2 separate regions of the Homo sapiens genome follow, and region 1 is linked to region 2. A link is an interaction called in ENCODE POLR2A ChIA-PET data of the cell type or tissue named here. Cell type or tissue: PC-3. All regions are shown on one strand. Links, peaks and the distances in the headings refer to the core of each region. The heading gives the core; the rest is flanking DNA.

Region 1 (9,861 bases), core at 1,159-9,158, 150 kb after region 2:
GGGAGTCCCCGGGCCTCCCCAGTTTCCCCGCGCCTCACCGTGGCCTCTTCCTTTCCCCGCAGGTGTGCCTTCGCGGGATCCATGCCTTGAGGCCCAGGAACGCCCCGCCGCCAGCATGCCGTGGGACGCGCGGCGGCCTGGGGGTGGCGCGGACGGCGGGCCCGAGGCCTCGGGCGCGGCGCGCTCGCGAGCGCAGAAGCAGTGCCGCAAGTCGTCGTTCGCCTTCTACCAGGCGGTGCGCGACCTGCTACCCGTGTGGCTGCTGGAGGATATGCGCGCCAGCGAGGCCTTCCACTGGGACGAGCGCGGGCGCGCCGCCGCCTACTCGCCCTCTGAGGCGCTGCTCTACGCGCTCGTGCACGACCACCAAGCGTACGCGCATTACCTGCTGGCCACGTTCCCGCGGCGCGCGCTCGCACCGCCCAGTGCCGGCTTCCGCTGCTGCGCGGCTCCCGGGCCGCACGTGGCGCTGGCAGTGCGCTACAACCGCGTGGGCATTCTGCGCCGCATCCTGCGCACCTTGCGCGACTTCCCGGCCGAGGAGCGGGCGCGCGTGCTGGACCGGCGTGGCTGCAGCCGCGTGGAGGGCGGTGGCACGTCGCTGCACGTGGCCTGTGAGCTGGCGCGCCCCGAGTGCCTCTTCCTGCTGCTGGGCCACGGCGCCTCGCCCGGTCTGCGGGACGGCGGCGGCCTCACGCCTCTCGAGCTGCTGCTGCGCCAGCTGGGCCGCGACGCCGGGGCCACTCCCTCCGCCGCCGGAGCCCCCGCCTCAGCTCCCGGGGAGCCGCGCCAGCGCCGCCTGCTGCTGCTGGACCTCCTGGCGCTGTACACCCCCGTGGGTGCCGCCGGCTCGGCCCGCCAGGAGCTGCTGGGCGACCGGCCGCGCTGGCAGCGGCTGCTGGGTGAGGACAAGTTCCAGTGGCTGGCGGGCCTGGCGCCGCCCTCGCTCTTCGCGCGCGCCATGCAGGTGCTGGTCACCGCCATCTCTCCAGGCCGCTTCCCCGAGGCCCTGGACGAGCTGCCGCTGCCCCCATTCCTGCAGCCGTTGGACCTCACTGGCAAAGGCTAGGCCCGGAGCACCCTAGGCGCTGGATTTTGGGACAAAACTATTTTTCAGAGCGTTGTACCGGCACTTTATATATATTGATCTCTGTACGGCACAATCTCTGCCTCATCTGTCGCATGCACTGGGGGCTGGGCTTGGATGGTCAGGTGAGTTCCAAGTGGCAGGTTTTCTGGGTGCAGCTGGGCTCGGGCCTTCAGCTCGCTGTCCAGCCCCTGAAGGGAGTGAGGACTAACCTCCCACCTTGATCTAGAGCCTCGGACAGGTGTGCGTCCCAGATGGGTGACAGCTGAGTGCCGCAGGAGCTCGGTAGGTGCAGGGGTGGGGACTGGCATGTCCAAGCAGCAGGACAGCGTATAAAAAGGCCTGGAAGCCAAGAGAACGAGCTCTGCAGCGTAGGGTTCTCACGGGAGGTCCTGTGCGGTCAGCCTTTTGCACCCTGTGGACTCCGGGCCAGGGAGGGCACACAGGGCTGGCAGGCCCGCGGTGGCTGGTGTTGAGGCATGAACAAATTGTACCGGGTATCCCCCACCCCACTCTGACCACCAGTTCCTCCTTGGATATCACTCCCCCTGACAGGCAGCCCACCCAGGCCTGGATTTGTCCCTGTCTCCCCCTTTTGCTTTTCCCCCATGACTAATGGGCACCAGGTCTTGCTGCTCCTGCTTCTCACCTCTGCAGTGGCAGCAGGCCCCTGGCCCCAGGTGCATGCCGGTCAGTGGGGTTGGATGTGCCTTCCTCCAGGCCTGCCCTCTGTCCAAGCCCGGAGTGGGCTTGGTGGGCTCCCTGGTGGCCCCCAGTGGGTGCCAGGTGGTGCCCGGGGTTATTGAGGGGTGGTTGTATCACTGTAGGGACAGGCTTCTTGCCCCAGCCTGGAGAGCTGTTTTCTTCAGGAAGGTTCTGGAGATGGAGACTTGTTTGCGAATTCACCACAACTCCAGGCTGGGAGGCTGGGTCTCCGCTCTCAGAGCCGAGACACCAGGGAGGATAGCCAGGCTGCCCTGCCTGGGAATTCTGCTGGGCCGTCAAATTCAACCCGCACCAACGTGGGCAGGAGGGCCACAGTGTCCTGCCAGGAGCAGAGGGCTGAAGGTCTGCAGGAGGAAGAACCACTATCCTGGTGGGGGGCACCTGCTGCCCACCCTGCCCCCAGCGTGCCTGGGGGGAGCACACCTGGGCATGGAGGAGTCCAGGGTGCTGGGCCACACAAGAGAGGTGGGGGAGAGGCCTGGACAGTAGGAAGATCTTGCCCAGGGTCCTGGATCCGCCACTCTGGGGGTGACCTTGGACAAACCTCTGCCTTGGCCCTCAGTCTCCCCATCAAGGTTTTTCCATTCAGGAGGTTTTGGGCCATCTTCAGCCACCCTACCAGCCCTGAAAAGGATGTGACTCCTGTTTCTGGGAAGTGTGTGGTGTGTTAGGTGGGCCTACAGCCCTGGTTGTGGGGAGGGAAGGATGGAGAGACAGCACAGTGACAGAGCCCAGACTGCAGGCTGGAGTGAGGGTTCCACTTCCCCGCTGCTGTGTGTCCTGGACCAGTGCCTCTGAACCTTGGCACTTGGGGCAGTGGATATTAACATCTTTCCAAGCCCAATTCTTGGGGCATCAGGGCCTCCGGTCCTCTGGGAGGTGGCAGGTCCTCAGATTGGAGATGCCATGGGGGGGGGAGGTGCCTCTCCTTTGGAGGGTATGGAAGTGGAGACAGGAGTGGCCTGGCGCAGCTGCCGTGGTTCTTAGGGGCTGGGCCCGGGGAGCCCATGGGGCTTGTGCCTAGAAAGCCTGGGCTCCTCACTGGGGTCTAGATGTGCAGACTTCATGTCTCCCCAGCTCCAGCTCTGTTCTCTATAGGTCAGCCTCCACAATGCCAGAGGCCCAGGGCTAGCCCCCTCCACGTCCCTCCTAGATCTACAGCTGCCCCTTTGATGACAGCGCCATTGAGTCCCCTGGGCTGGGGGGGTCATGCAGGGGTGAGGCAGCTGCCTGCCGCCGGTACTCATTGCCTGGCCAGGCAGGACACAGGCTGGCGGGCACTGAGAGTGGGCCCCACGAAATCCATTGTCAGGTTACCAGGATGAAGAACCCAGGCTGGTCGTGGAGTGCAGGGCGGGGCCTGCCGGAAGAATTATGGGCACTGCAGCAGGAGGGCAGCCTGGGCCATTAGCTCCTGATGTCATCGATTTGGGTGAGGGGACAGGGAAGTCAGAGGAAGCTGGCCAGTGGCTCTCACGAAGACTTACAGCAGCGGAGTGGTGCCTGATTCCTAGTACAGCTGCTCCCACTGAGTCTCCAGGGATCTGTGGTTCAGGACCCCCTGCAACCCCCTCCCAGACCCCTGTACTGGTGGGAGGAGAGGACCTAGAGGAAAGGTGCTGGGCAGATAAGCAGCCGAGGGAGGCCCTGGGTTTAGCTTATCAGTCTTCTGGGCCCTCCTGCCCCAGGAAGGGCAGCGAGGACCATGGTGTTGCCCCTGTCATCGTTATCGTCCTGGCCATGAGCTTGCAGGACTGGGAGGGCCGGAGTCAGCCAGGCAGACGGCAGCACAGCATTTGCCTGTTGGCAGGTGGCCTTGGTGGCTTCCCAAAGGCAATCGCTCCACGCAGAACAAAACTCACTTTTTTGGGGGGTGAAGCACCTTGGTTCATTTGTTTAGTTCGTTAATTCCAGCAGTCTGTTTCTAAGGGAAACATGGCTGCAGCCGGTCCTGCCCCTCCACCCACCCACCAGGTGCCCAGTGTTCCCAAGGGCCCCGAATCCCAACCTTATTCAGGCGTCAGCATCTCTGCACCCCAAATGCCTGTTAGGGAGGATAGTGAAGGCTGAGCCCTCCTGGGCTCATCAAAAGCCAGCAGTGAGAGAACACCCCCATCTCTCTGAGGTGACCTTGTAGGGCAGTCCGTGCTGTCTGGCTGGCCTGGGTGAGGTGGGCAGGGACCAAGGCCTGGCGCCTGGGCCTCGCTGGCCTTGCTCTGCGTGCTGACTTCATCCTGATAGTACCTTGATTTTCCTACTGTGACTTCCCCTTCTGTCGACTTCCTCACCAACTTTAAAATTCCGTATTGAGAGCAGTTTCCTAAGTTACCTCAAATCCTATTCAGAAGAAGGTTCTTCCTGGAAGTTGGGAGGGCGGAAAACAAGTTTAGTCACAGAAGACTACTCCATGTTTGAGCTTCTGTTTCAAGGGAAGTGAGTAACTGCCGGAGGAGCCCTGCCCCTCTGCAGTGTGTGGTGTTGCCCTGATACTTTTCAGATTGAGGTGTTACTTACATGTAATAAAATGCACAGACTTAAGTGTATACTTTGATGAGTTCTGATGAATGTCTACATGTGTGTAATCACCACTGCAATCAAGATGGAAGGAAAGGCTGGGCGCGGTGGCTCACACCTGTAATCCCAGCACTTTGGGAGGCCAAGGTGGGTGGATCATGAGGTCAGGAGTTCGAGACCAGCCTGACCAACATGATGAAACCCCGTCTCTACTAAAAATAAAAAAATTAGCCAGGCGTGGTGGCAGGCACCTGTACTCCCAGCTACTCAGGAGGCTGAGGCAGGAGAATTGCTTGAACCCAGGAGGCGGAGGTTGCAGTGAGCCAAGATTGCGCCATTGCACTCCAGCCTGGGCGACAGAGCAAGACTCCATCTCAAAAAAAAAAAAAAAAAAGATGGAAAGACAGATTTCTATTGGTGATTCTTAAAAGTAATTTATTTATTTATGTATTTATTTATTTATTTGAGATGTAGTCTTGCTCTGTCATCCAGACTGGAGTGCAATGGTGTGGTCTCAGCTCACTGTAACTTCCGCCTCCTGGGTTCAAGCGATTCTCCTGCCTCAGCCTCTGGAGTAGCTGGGATTACAGGCGCTGGCCACCACGCCCGGCTAATTTTTGTATTTGTAGTAGAGACTGGGTTTCAGCATGTTGGCCAGGCAGGTCTCGAACTCCTGACCTTGTGATCCGCCCGCCTCAGCCTCCCAAAGTGCTGGGGTTACAAGTGTGAGCCACTGCGCCTGGCTCTTAAAAGTAATTTCTTTCTGCTTATAAAATTCATGTTCACTGTAGAACACTGGGGATTGAGTAGAGAGGTCCGGCCACGATGCAGGGAAACACTGTCTCAAGCGCCCCACCGCCCCACATGGTCCCCAGAGACAGGGCCCCTAAGCGCTCACGTACAAGTAAAGGCGCTGACTGAGTGCGTCATCTGCACGCATACAAGCACTGCTAGCATTCTGGCATATGTTTCTTTCAGCTTTTTTCTGTGCAGATATATATTACATTTTTTTCTGTGTATATTTATATATATATGAAACCAGATCAGTTACACAATTTAGTATTTTTTTAACCTTAATGTAGTATAAGCATTTCCCCCATTGTACTTTGTAAATATGATTTTTAAGAAGTCATTGGTGTCTACTTTGTGATATTTGACTCAACCAGCCTTGATAACAAAGAGTAGTTAGAGACAACTGAATTTTTAAAATGTAAATCTGCTTTATTTTTGGAATAAATAATACATTTACATGGCTGGAAATTCAAAGGATACAAAAAGGCATATACTCCAGGCAACCACTATGACCAGCTGCTGATCACAAGTAGAGAACTTGTTTCTTTTCACCCCTCTTGCTCCTCCCCGGAGTTATGAAAAATTTCAAACCTGCCAAAAGTTTGAAGTTTACAACAAATACCCTCCAACGTTTGGGTTGTCTCCCTCCCCCTTCTCTCCCTTTCTCCCTCTGATTTCTTACAGAACCACGCTTTCATGACCATGCCCGGGAACTTCACGCTGGCGCGGTGAGGTCCTGCGCCTCCGCTTCCTGCACACACGTGCTTCTTAATAGCTGCAGGCTATTTCATGAGAGGAATTTGCTCACGTTAACATGGCTGTTCCCAAATGCCAGGCTGTTTTAAGTGTTTCCTAATTATAAACAGGCTGTGCTGTTTCCCTTGACCTAGGACTTGTTCTTGAGGACAGAAGTGGAGGTGGCGAGATGCAAGGCCTACGTACGGACCGGCTTCCCCAGTAGGGCGGCGCCAATGGGGGGCTCCCAAGCTGCTCCCATCTCACCTCTGCTTCCGGGGTGCTGGGGGTTTGGGCCAGTGTTCCTTCTGCTTTTGTGAAGGGCCCTTACACTCGACTCGAAGTGCTCCTCCTATTGGTTTTTAATAAATATATTTATGGAAAGCTTTATGAATTTGCGAGTCATCCTTGTGCAGGGGCCATGCTAATCTCTGTATCGTTGCAATTTTTGTATACATGCTGCTGAAGGGCGCACTCCTCTTATTGTTGTATAGGTTTTTAAGGTAAATATTCAACATCAATTCCCATTTGTTGCAATTATTTCCCTTCTTTGAGGTTTTTAATTTGCAGCATTTTTACATTTATTTCCTTCTATTTATTTATTTTTGAGAAACAAGGTCTTGCTCTGTCGCCGAGGCTGGAGTGCAGTGGTGTGATCATAGTTCATTGCAGCCTCAAACTCCTGGGCTCAAGTAATCCTCCTGCCTTGGCCTCCCAAGTAGCTGGGACTATAACTGCACATCACTGTGCCCAGCAGCATTTCTGTATTTTGGAGAAATCAAATCTATGTACTTATTTTCCTCTGTAGCTTGTCCTATCACTTTTGAGTTTAGAAAGCCTTTGCCATCCAGAAATCAGACAGTTTTCCCACTGGTTTTAGATTCTTTAATCCATTTAATATTATTTTGCCCAGAGAATGAAGCAGTGGCCACATTAGTTGTGACACCCCCCATGCCCCGCCCCCGCCGCTCCTTAAGCGCATCTGAGATGCCCTCTCCATTCTGCTCCCTCCCTGTGGGCCTTGCTAGCCTGTTGCCTGGCCCTCCGAGGGTCTGGGCCATGCCATTCAATAGAGTGGCCCCTGCTGGGGCTCCACCTGTCATCACTTAGCAGTTCTCACCCGTTTCTTCTTCCCAGGAGTGACGGGACAGTGAGGAGGCATCAAACAGCACAGGTCTGCAGTTCTACAGAGCTGGCTTCCAGTCCCAGTGCTGTGTGACCTTGAGCAAGTTACCTAACCTCTCTGAGTCTCAAGGGGCTAATGAGACTTCCCCTTGCAGGGCTCTGGTGAGAAGCACATTGGGCACAGTCATGGGCATTTGTGGGTACTAACATTATTCCTCCCTGCCTGCCCCAACAAAACAATCCCAGTGGGGATTTGAACTGAAATCAAGCTACACCTATAAATTCCTTTGGAAAGAATGAGGTCTTTCCATAATGTGTGTAGTCCTCCATCCAGGAATGTGGAACATATCTTCCTTTATTCAAGTTTCCTTTTATGCCTTCTGGAAAGCTTTGCTGCTCTTCACACGGCCTGAGGTTTCTTGCTGAGGTCATTTCCTGGCACATGGTGTGTCCTGCTGCTGTGCTGGGCGTCATCTTTTGCGTGTGCTGGTTTCCAGCAGCTCTGGTTTGCGATATGGTTTCGTTTGCTGGCTGAAGATACAGAACCAGGGGCTCGAACCCCTCCAACGCCTGCTCACACACAGCTCCATGAGGAGGCAGCCCTGGACCTCACCCCACAGCGTCCTCCTCAGAGGCTACCATGGGGTACAGCCAGCTCTGGAGCGGCCATTCCCCCATAACAGCCACTTGGGCAAACCGGTGTGTATTTCAACACCAGCCAGGCCAGGACAGGTCTGCTGACGCACTCTCCCTGTGGTGGGGCTGGGCTGGCAGGTTCTCCCTTGCACTGCCCTCGTGAGTGTCGGCTGAGGACACTTCTCACAGCTCAGGCACCACACTCGGCCAGGTTTGGAAAAAGTCTAGTTTATTGCACTGACTCAAAGCACAACTAAAAATTAAAACCAGAAAGAAAACTGTACAAAGCACGAAGCTACAACTTTAAAAGCATCACCTAGACGCGGGTTTAATTGCACTACAGTCCCATGGGTGAGGAGAGCTTTGCCATCCGTGAGGCGCCGGGCAAGGCACAACAGACACAGAGAGATGCAGCCCGGCCTGGGGCTGCCTCTGCTGCCACCAACTTTTACAAAAGGTTCTAGAAAAGGGAAGTGTGAAGTCAGATCTGGGATTTCGGCATCTTGACCTCATTTGGACATGGAAAACCTCCACCTATGTGGCTGGCTGGGTCCTGTCAGAGAACATATTTTATCACCCTCCACCTGCGGCCTGGGGGCTCCCTGACACCAAGGACTGGGCCTGGGCCAGGGGCAGGCTAAAAAAAGCAGCCAGCCTGGTGTCCTGTCCTGAAGCTGCCTCCGGGAGGGGGCGGGATGTGTGGCAGGGCGGCCTAGCCCTCACACGCAGATGCCAGTGGGCGGGGTGGGCACTGCCCATTGTCTGAAGGGGCCACAGCAGCCGTCCATAGAGGCACTGGTTTCAACCTGTCAAGTGTCAACCCATACCCCGCAGAAGGCATGGGCTGCCACTCGGAGCCAGCCCGCAGGTCCCGTGACCGCCCTGCCAGTCAAGTCTGTGCGGGGATGCCTGCCCCTCTGAGGCTGCAGGCGAGGACAGTGCAGGCTCAGGACAAACCCGGGAAGGAACAAAGGGCTTCCACTGTTTTCGGAAAACATATCTCTCTTCTAAATTTGTAAGATTTGATTTGAAATGAGGTATTTTATGCAGATTTGTAATACAACAACAAAGGCAATAATTAGTAGACTCGTCCTCTGAGGATGCATCTGGTTTTAGGATGTCCGCCAGCAGCATTAGTTAAACACCATTCCAAAGACATTTCTAAGTGAGCGACCCTTGCTCAGCTCCCCCACGCCCCATGCACCCTCCTGTGCCGTCCCTACCTGGGACACACGTGCACACATCCAGGTTCCATTTGCACCCATCAGGCTTTACTGTTTCAGCTGAAGTGTGCTCTCCAGGAGGCGGGCAGCCTGCGCCGTGTGTGGGCAGTGAGGTGTGGTGTGGTGTGGTGTGGTGAGATGTGGCGAGGTACGGTGCGGTGCGGTGCGGTGCAGTGCGGTGTGGGGTGTGGTGTGTTGTGTGGTGAGGTGTGCTGTGGTGTGGTGAGATGTGGTGAGGTATGGTGCAGTGCGGTGTGGTGTGGTGAGGTGTGCTGTGGTGTGAGGTGAGGTGTGTTGTGTGTTGTGGTGTGCATGTGCGTGGGTTCTCTCCTGGCATGGCCAGCGCTCTCCTCTCAAGCCCGGCCTCAGCTTCCTGGCCAGAGCGTCTGGCATGGAATGTGCTCTGCAGCTTTGTCTCTGGGGGGACACCCCCCTATGATGGGACAAAGCCATCACCGAGCACATCCCGCGCTGCAGAGAGCTGACCTTTGGCTCCATCTGGCCCTGGGGCTACTAATGTGGAAGGAGGCCCTGGGCCAAACCAGCTGCCCGGCTACCCTTGGTTCTGGGAGGCCTCCGGAGACCACTCCCACCAACAAAAGCTGGAGCTATCTGTGGATGAGACCAGGACGGCAGCACGTGGGTAATCGGAGTGCATGCAGCCGGGCAGTCGCCACTGTCCTGAGCTAGGAGGCGCCACTGCTGCAGCAATCACGCCAGCCACGGGTGGAGGCTGTGGGTTCTGGAACGAGACAGAAACCAACATAGATGAAAGTAAGTGTGCGGGTCCAACCTGGCCAGAGGTGTCTGGACAAGTGTTGAGGCAGCGCGTCCACCAGGGAGTCACTCTGAAGCCCCTGTGCCCGCCACAGACGCCGGGCCCCTCCGCGTGACTCGGCCAGGGCTCCTTCAGATGACCTCCCACTCGTCCTCCAGGTCCTCAGGGTGGGGCATGGCGGCCTGGCTGCTCTTCTGGGTGCCGTGCGAGTGGCTGAACGTCTTTGTCAGCCGTTGGAGGAGGTA
Region 2 (8,000 bases), core at 1-8,000:
CCCAAAGTGCTGGGATTACAGGCATGAGCCACCGTGCCTGGTCTCACACATATGGATTAAAGCCACCGCACCTGGCCAGAAAAACCTTTTTTAAAAAGAAGGCCCAGCACAGTGGCTCACACCTGTAACCCCAACACTTTGGGAAGCCGAGGTGGGTAGATCATCTGAGGTTCAGAGGTCAAGACCAGCCTCACCAATATGGTGAAACCCCGTCTCCACTAAAAATACAAAAATTAGCTGGGTGTGGCGGTGGGCATCTGTAATCCCAATTACTTGGGAGGCTGAGGCAGGAGAATCACCTGAACCTGGGAGGCAGAGGTTACAGTGAGCCGAGATCATGCCACTGCACTCCAGCCTGGGCAACAGAGCAAGACTCTGTCTCAAAATAAATAAATAAAAATTAATTAAATTAAATTAAAAAGAACACCCCTCATAAAGAAAACTCTTTCACTTGTTTCAGAGAGGCAATATAATGGGAAACTGGCCTGTTCCAAGTTTGCCCTTAATTCAATCTTCTTTTTTTTTTTTTTTTTTTTTGAGACGGAGTCTCACTCTGTCGCCCAGGCTGGAGTGCAATGGAGTGATCTAGGCTCACTGCAACCTCCGCCTCTGGGGTTCAAGTGATTCTCTCACCTCTGTCTCCCCAGTAGCTGGGATTACAGGCACGCACCACCAAGTCCGGCTAATTTTTGTATTTTTACTACAGACAGGGTTTCACCATGTTAGCCAGGCTGGTCTCGAACTCCTGACCTCAAGTGATCTGCCCGCCTTGGCCTCCCAAAGTGCTGAGATTACAGGTGTGATCCACTGCACCCAGTCAGTCAATCATCAGATCTTGAGAGTAAACATGTAAAATGATATTTAAAATTCCACTAGATTAATAAACCAAAATCTCTAATATCAAAAAGGATGAGTAAGACTTCTGTGTTATATTAGTCTTAACTTAAGCAACAAAAACATCATCAGAAAAGTTAAGAAATTAGCTCCAAGAAGAAGTAAATCGGTCTTAAATTAGGATTAAAACATGGGTTTAAATGAACCAGTATGCCATTACTCCTTGAACATGAGGACATATCGCCTAAAAGGACTCACCAAAAGCATACATACAGGTGGGAAATCCTAAATCTATGCACTGACACTAAGCACACATCCATATCCAGCACCGTGAGGCACAACACTTTGCAAAGATATCCTCAAAAATATTTTTCACGAGTTTCTACCCTATGTGTTTTGGGTTTACATAGTCAACCTAAATTATATAAGGAAAAAAAAAAAAGATTAGGCTTTAGAAGATGTTTCTAGCCAGGTGCAGTGATTCACGCTTATAATCCCAGCACTTTGGGAGGCTGATGCGGGTGGATCACATGAGGTCAGGAGTTCGCGACCATCCTGGCCAACATGGTGAAACCCCTCTCTACTAAAAATACAAAAATGAGCCATGCATGGTGGTGTATGCCTGAAATCCCACCTGCTTGGGAGGCTGAGGCAAGAGAATCACCTGAACCTGGAAGGCGGAGGTTGCAGTGAGCTGAGATTGCGCGACTGCACTACACCCTGGGCGACAGAGTGAGACCTGATCTCAAAAAAAAAAAGAAAAGAAAAGAAACCTTTTCTGAGCAGGTGCTGTGGGAGTAATCCCAGCACTTTGGGAGGCTGAGGTGGGTAGATCGCTTGAGTCAGAAGTTCAAGACCAGCCTGGCCAACATGGTAAAACCCCATCTCTACTAAAAATACAAAAAATCAGCCAGGTATATGGTGGCAAGCCTGCAGTCCCAGTTACCTAGGAGGCTGGAACAGGAGAATTGCTTGAACCCAGGAGGCAGAGGTTGCAGTGATGGCACCACTGCACTCCAGCCTGGGTGACAGAGTGAGACTCCATCTCAAAACAAACAAATAAACAAAAAAACAGAAACATTTTCTTAAAAATGTCTCAGCTTGGCGGGACACCGTGGCTCACACCTATAATCCCAATACTCAGGGAGGCTGAGCAGGCGGATCGCTTGAGGTCAGGAGTTTGAGACCAGCCTGGCCTACATGGTGAAACCCTACCTCTACTGAAATACAAAAATTAGCTGAGTGTGGTGGCACATGCCTATAATCCTAGCTACTCAGGAGGCTGAGGCAGGAGAATCGCTTGAACCCGGGAGGTGGAGGTTGCAGTGAGCCTAGATCACACCACTGCACTCCAGTCTGGGCGACACAGCGAGACTCTGTCTCCAAAAAAAAAATAAAAAAAATAAAAAAATCTCAGCAAAGTGATTTCAAAGAATGAAAAGAATCTGTTTCCACTCAAATAAATGGGTACATCAAGAAACATTACAACTTACACAAGCTTAATCTTAATTTTGGAATCCACTGCATTAGTTGGTTCATAGGTTTATTTCACGTGTGTGTGTGTGTGTGTGTGTGTGTGTGTGTGTGTGACAAAAAGTCTCACTCTGTTGCCCAGGCTGGAGTGCAGTGGCGCGATCTCGACTGACCGCAACCTCCACCTCCCAGGTTCAAGGAATTCTCTTGCCTCAGCCTCCTGAGTAGCTGGGATTACAGACGCCTGTGACCACACCCGGCTAATTTTTGTATTTTTAGTAGAGACGGGGTTTCACCATGTTGGCCAGGCTGGTCTTTAACTCCTGACCTCAGGCAATTCGCTCGCCTCAGCCTCCCAAAGTGCTAGGATTACAGGTATGAGCCACTATGCTCAGCCTTCTCCTTCATTTTTTTGTTTCATACATACAACCAGTGGGAGATAGGGGACAGACAAGCTAGAAGGAAATATTTATTGATCACCTATTATGTGCCAGACACTTTCACAAATATGAGCTTGTAATCTTCGCAACTTTCTGAACTATTAATAGATACCTAAAGCAGTGCTTAAAAATTAAGACTATAAAAAACATAGGAAAATACTGTGATAAAGCAAAAACAAAAGCAAATTATAAAACATGCCATAGTTAAGGTATTGAGAGGAAGGAATGTCAATGAGCTTCACAAAGGGAAAAATGCCCATGAGTCATTCAGCTTCCTGCCATTCTAAAGTAAAGTACAACAGGTCAGATATTCTCCAGTATTTAAACAGAATCCTTGTAGAAAATAAATCAGAAAACTGCCTCCAGGAAGGGAAAATGGAAGGCCAGGAATGCCTAAGAAATGTACTTCTCTTGTGCATAACCCTTTTGCATCTTTTAATTTTGTACCATATGCCTGTATTGCCTATCCAAATATTCAACAAAATTTAGCTTAAAAAAAAAAAAAAAAAAAAAAAAAGGTTGTCCGCGGTGGTGAATGCCAGAGACCCCAGCACTTTGGGAGGCTGAGGAGGGAGGATGGCTTGAGGCCAGGAGTTTGAGACCACCCTGGGCAACATGGCAAGACCTTATCTCTACAAAAAATGTTTTTAAAGTGAGCCAGGCTAGTGTCACCTACCTCCAGTCCCAGCTACTTGGGAGACTGAGACAGGAGGATCCTTTAAGCCCAGGAGACTGACACTGCAGCAAGCCTTGATCATGTCACTGCACTCCAGCCTAGGTGACGAAGAGATCTTGTCTCAAAAAAAAAGGAAAAGAACAGGAAAAAAAAAAAAAAAAAAAACTCAACCACAGGGAAAGAGGTGTGGCCAAGATACCAATTCTATATTTTTTTTCTTTTTTTAAAAATTTTTTTCTTTATTTTCTTGTAGAGACAGGTTCTCACTATCTTGCCCAGGCTGGTCTCAAACTCAGGCTCAAGTGATCCTCCCCATCTTCGCCTCTCAAAGTGCTGGTATTACAGGTGTCAGCTAGTGCGCCTGGCCTCATTAATTCTAAATTACAAAGATCAGACTTAATCATATTCCCTCTGCAGAGAACTGTGGTTCCAACAAACACACTACTCCCTAGGCCACCCACATCATGAAAAGGTGTGTGTCATCGGAAACCCACAGCCATTATGCGGCATTACTCAAATACTAAATGACAAGCTCAAATTAGAACTACATCTTGTCTTTTACCTACTCTTCATTTTTACCCAAGTGCCTGGCTCAAAATGGAAACTGTATTTTACATGATGGCTATTGTATTAGTCTGTTCTCACACTGCTATAAAAAAATACCTGGCCGGGCGCAATGGCTCAGACCTGTAATCCCGACACTTTGGGAGGCTGAGGCGGGCAGATCACCTGAGGTCAGGAGTTCGAAACCATCCTGGCTAACACGGTGAAACCCTGTCTCTACTAAAAATACAAAAAATTAGCCAGGCGTGGTGGCAGGCACCTGTAGTCCCAGCTACTCGGGAGGCTGAGGCAGGAGAATGGCGTGAACCCGGGAGGCAGAGCTTGCAGTGAGTGGAGATCGCACCACTGCACTCCGGCCTGGGCGACAGAGCCAGACTCCGTCTCAAAAAAAAAAAAAAAAAAAAGAAAGAAAGAAAGAAAGAAAGAAAGAAAGAAAGAAAGAAAGAAAGAAAGAAAGAAAGAAAGAAGGAAATACCTGAGATGAGACTAGGTAATTTATAAAGAGAAGAGGTTTCAATGGCTCAAGGTTCTGCAGGCTGTACAGGAAGCATGATGCTGGCATCTGCTCAGCTTCTAGGGAGGCCTCAGTAAACTTATAATCATGGTGGAAGGCAAAGGGAAAGCAAGCACATATAACATGGCCAGAGGAGGAGCAAGAGAGACAAGAGGGAGGTGCTACACACTTTTAGACGACCCGATCGCCCGAGAGCTCACTCACTATCATGAAAATAGCACCAAGGGGGATATCCACCCCCATGATCCAATCATGGGCCCCCACCTCCAACACTGGGGATGACAATTCGACACAAGATTTGGCTGGGGACACAGATTCAAACCACAACTATCAGCTATAAACATCTAACACAAGCCTTTTAGGAACTACTAAAGAATAACACTATAGGCTGCACGTGGTGGCTCATGCCTGTAATCCCAACGCTTTGGGAAGCCGAGGCCAGCCTGGACAACGTGGCAAAACCCTGTCTCTACCAAAAATAGAAAAAATTAGCTGGGCACGGTAGCGAGTGCCTGTGGTCCCAGCTACTCAGGAGGCTGAGGTGGGAGGATCGATTGAGCCCAGGAGGCGGAGGCTCCAGTGAGGCAAGATTGCACCACTACACTCCAGCCTGGGTGAAAGTAAGACAAGTCTCAATTAAAAAATAATAATAGGCTGGGTGCAGTAGCTCACGCCTGTAATCCCAGCACTTTGGGAGGCCGAGGCAGGAAGATCATGAGGTCAAGAGATCGAGATCATCCTTGCCAACATGGTGAAACCCTGTCTCTACTAAAAATACAAAAATTGGCTGGCGCGCGCCTCTAGTTCCAGCTACTCGGGAGGCTGAGGCAGGAGAATCGCTTGAACCCAGGAGATAGAGGTTGCAGTGAGCCAAGATCACGTCACTGCACTCCAGCCTGGCGACAAAGCGAAACTCCATCTCAAAAAATAGTAATAATAAAACTAAAAAATAAAAATAAAAAGAGTAACACTATAAAATTCAACAGCTGGTATTTTCAAACAGTTTTTTATCCACACTCCCCTCAAATCTTCCCGATACACATTCCTCCCATTTTATTTGCACAGTTATACATGCTAAGTATTCATTATTTATCAACAGTAATATTTTTGTTAAGTGGAAGATAGAAAATGTTAAAGCAGGTGGTTGTTACGTATCTATGGGAAAAAGTCAGCTGGGAGGCTGATTCTAGGTGACAAAAATAGAATATGCTAAAAAGAAATGTAGTTTGGAGAATTTTCACCCAAATTAGAGTCTCAATGAAAGGACACAATAAAATACTGAAATACAGATGTGGGTGGATGGTGTAACATTTGAAGGGAACTGTTCAGAAGAACAAGCAGACAGGCAAGCTTAAAAGAAACAAATAATATAATCACCTAAAGAAAACAGGGCGTTTGAGGACACAGAATTAGGTAAAGGAACACTGCCAGAAGACTAGAGGAGAGAGTGTTTGTAATTCACTGCTCAGCCTTTCTTCCATTCACGTAACTGGGCAATGAAGACTTAAGGTGTTCACTGTTAAGTCATTCTTTAACGCAGCAAGCATTTATTTGGTGTAGCATAACAGTCCTGAAATGGAATCCCAGCTCTGCCTAGACTGAAGGAGAGTTCTCTAATCTCTTTAAGTTTCAATTTTCTCTTCTATAAAAATGGAGGAAACAGTTCCTTCTTCAAAGAGATTAAACAGCAAGTTAAAACAAGTAGCAAACGTCTGGTACATAGTAGGAACTTAAAATAATCAATCCAAACACCACAAATAGATTCAATCATAAGGACACTTTTAAGAAATCCAGTTACAAGGCTCATATCTAAAGCAGATTTAGCAAATTAAATAAACAAAAATAAAACATTCCTAGCAATTTCTACTTATTCTAAGCCAATTCAGCATAAAGATCCTCCAGTGTAAGTTCCCTTTTATTTATGAAGCCTACTGAGAATCAATTTGAGAGACCTTCAGCCACAAGAAATCAGGTCTACAGGGCTATCTAAATAATTAGGGGGCCAGGCATGACGGCTCATGCCTATAATCCCAGCACTTTGGGAGGTCAAGACAGGAGGACCCGTTGAGCCCAGAAGTTGCCAGCAGCAGTAGTGAGCTATGATGGTGCCACTGTACTCTAGCCTGGGAAACAAAGCAAGACCCTGTCTCTATAAATAAATAAATAACCCATTTATTTTGCAAGTGTGCTTATTCATATCAATTCACTTCTGGTCAACAAGCCAAAAAATAAGATACATAAATATAAAATAAATCAGTTCACTTCTTCTCTAGTCTCTCAAGCTATTTTCAAATTCTTTTTTCTTTTTCTTTTTTTTTTTTGAGATGGAGTCTCACTCTGTTGCCCAGGCTAGAGTGCAGTGGCGCAATCTCGGCTCACTGCAACCTCTGCCTTCCAGGTTCAAGCAATTCTCCTGCCTCAACCTCCTGAGCAGCTGGGATTACAGGCACCCGCCACCACGCCCAGCTAATTTTTGTATTTTTAGTAGAGACGGGGTTTCACTGTGTTGGTCAGGCTCATCTCAACCTCCTGACCTCATGATCCGCCTTCCTCGGCCTCCTAAAGTGCTGGGATTACAGGCGTGGGCCACCACGCCTGGCCTATTTTCAAATTCTACACCCTTTATTAATAGCAATACTCAGCTCTGAAGGCTGTGAGACCCCTGATTTCCCACTTCACACCTCTATATTTGTGTGTGTGTGTCTTTAATTCCTCTAGCGCCGCTGGGTTAGGGTCTCCCCGACCGAGCTGGTCTCAGCACCAAACATACTGTCAAATTCTTCTAACTAGTCAACAATGTACTGTGCAACAATGTTAGTTTTATTAGCTGCTAGTGAATTAGGAGTTAGTGTTTTAAATGAGAACATTCTCATTAAGATACCTGTATTCTATTATGAGTCTAAGTCTCATTGTCTAATACAGGAATTATTAGTAATAAGATAATTAAGTTATTCAATAAAGAGCAAACCAAATATTTAACATCTAAGAGTAAGTGCTCTAAATCAAGTCCCGTAAGTTTAAAATATCTCAAGTCAGTTCCTAACTCAGTTGGTAAAGAACACCCACAATACCAATGAGAAGGAAGAGACCAATAACTTCAATGTTTATCCCTTTATATATAACAATTGCAGAATAACCAATGTTTTGCAGACACAGGAATTTCACCAAGTATGTGGTACTGCTTCTCCATCAGTAAAATGAGAAGCATGAACTTACTCTCTAGAGTCCATTTAATAGGAAAATTAAGTGGCTTAATCCTGTCTACAACTTTCACGTCTGACTTCCCTTTCCCAACATCCAAGGGAATCCTGTTCTGTCTTTTAACTGAGTGGATGTGGCGAGGTTTGTAGAATGTGTGTGCTTTTTTCCTACTCTCTTCCTCTGATCCTTCAAGCTTTATTAACATACTTCAGAATAGACTAATCTCAGTCATTAAGCACTGCTGATCACTATGATTCCTCCATCCACCCACCCACCCACCCACCCATCCATCCATTTA

Evidence for each region. Peaks named below come from ENCODE experiments on the same cell type or tissue, not always from the same donor. Only the 100,000 strongest peaks of a DNase experiment are listed, where the experiment ranks them.
Region 1: POLR2A ChIA-PET joins it to region 2 with 14 read pairs; 5 of 35 experiments call an interaction of 5 or more read pairs at or near these places.

What each region holds. Positions count from the first base shown.
Region 1 is chr14:102,498,144-102,508,004 of GRCh38, reverse strand. It overlaps TECPR2 (tectonin beta-propeller repeat containing 2), which reads right to left. Exons shown (of 20, transcript NM_014844.5): 20 at 5,528-9,861. The coding sequence ends at 9,748. ANKRD9 (ankyrin repeat domain 9) reads left to right here. Exons shown (of 4, transcript NM_152326.4): 4 at 63-6,238. The coding sequence starts at 116. The coding sequence ends at 1,069. It also overlaps the pseudogene RNU6-244P. Among named protein-coding and RNA genes, the nearest start is that of ANKRD9, 6.7 kb to the left of the region's middle. In PC-3, for the core only: a CTCF peak has its summit at 6,065; a DNase peak (open chromatin) is centred at 4,224; H3K27ac peaks cover 778 bases.
Region 2 is chr14:102,650,375-102,658,374 of GRCh38, reverse strand. The region is part of intron 2 of RCOR1 (REST corepressor 1); the gene reads right to left. Among named protein-coding and RNA genes, the nearest start is that of RCOR1, 62 kb to the right of the region's middle. RefSeq lists an enhancer at 4,608-5,107. In PC-3, for the core only: no CTCF peak of the experiment used is centred there; DNase peaks (open chromatin) are centred at 3,014 and 3,904; H3K27ac peaks cover 720 bases.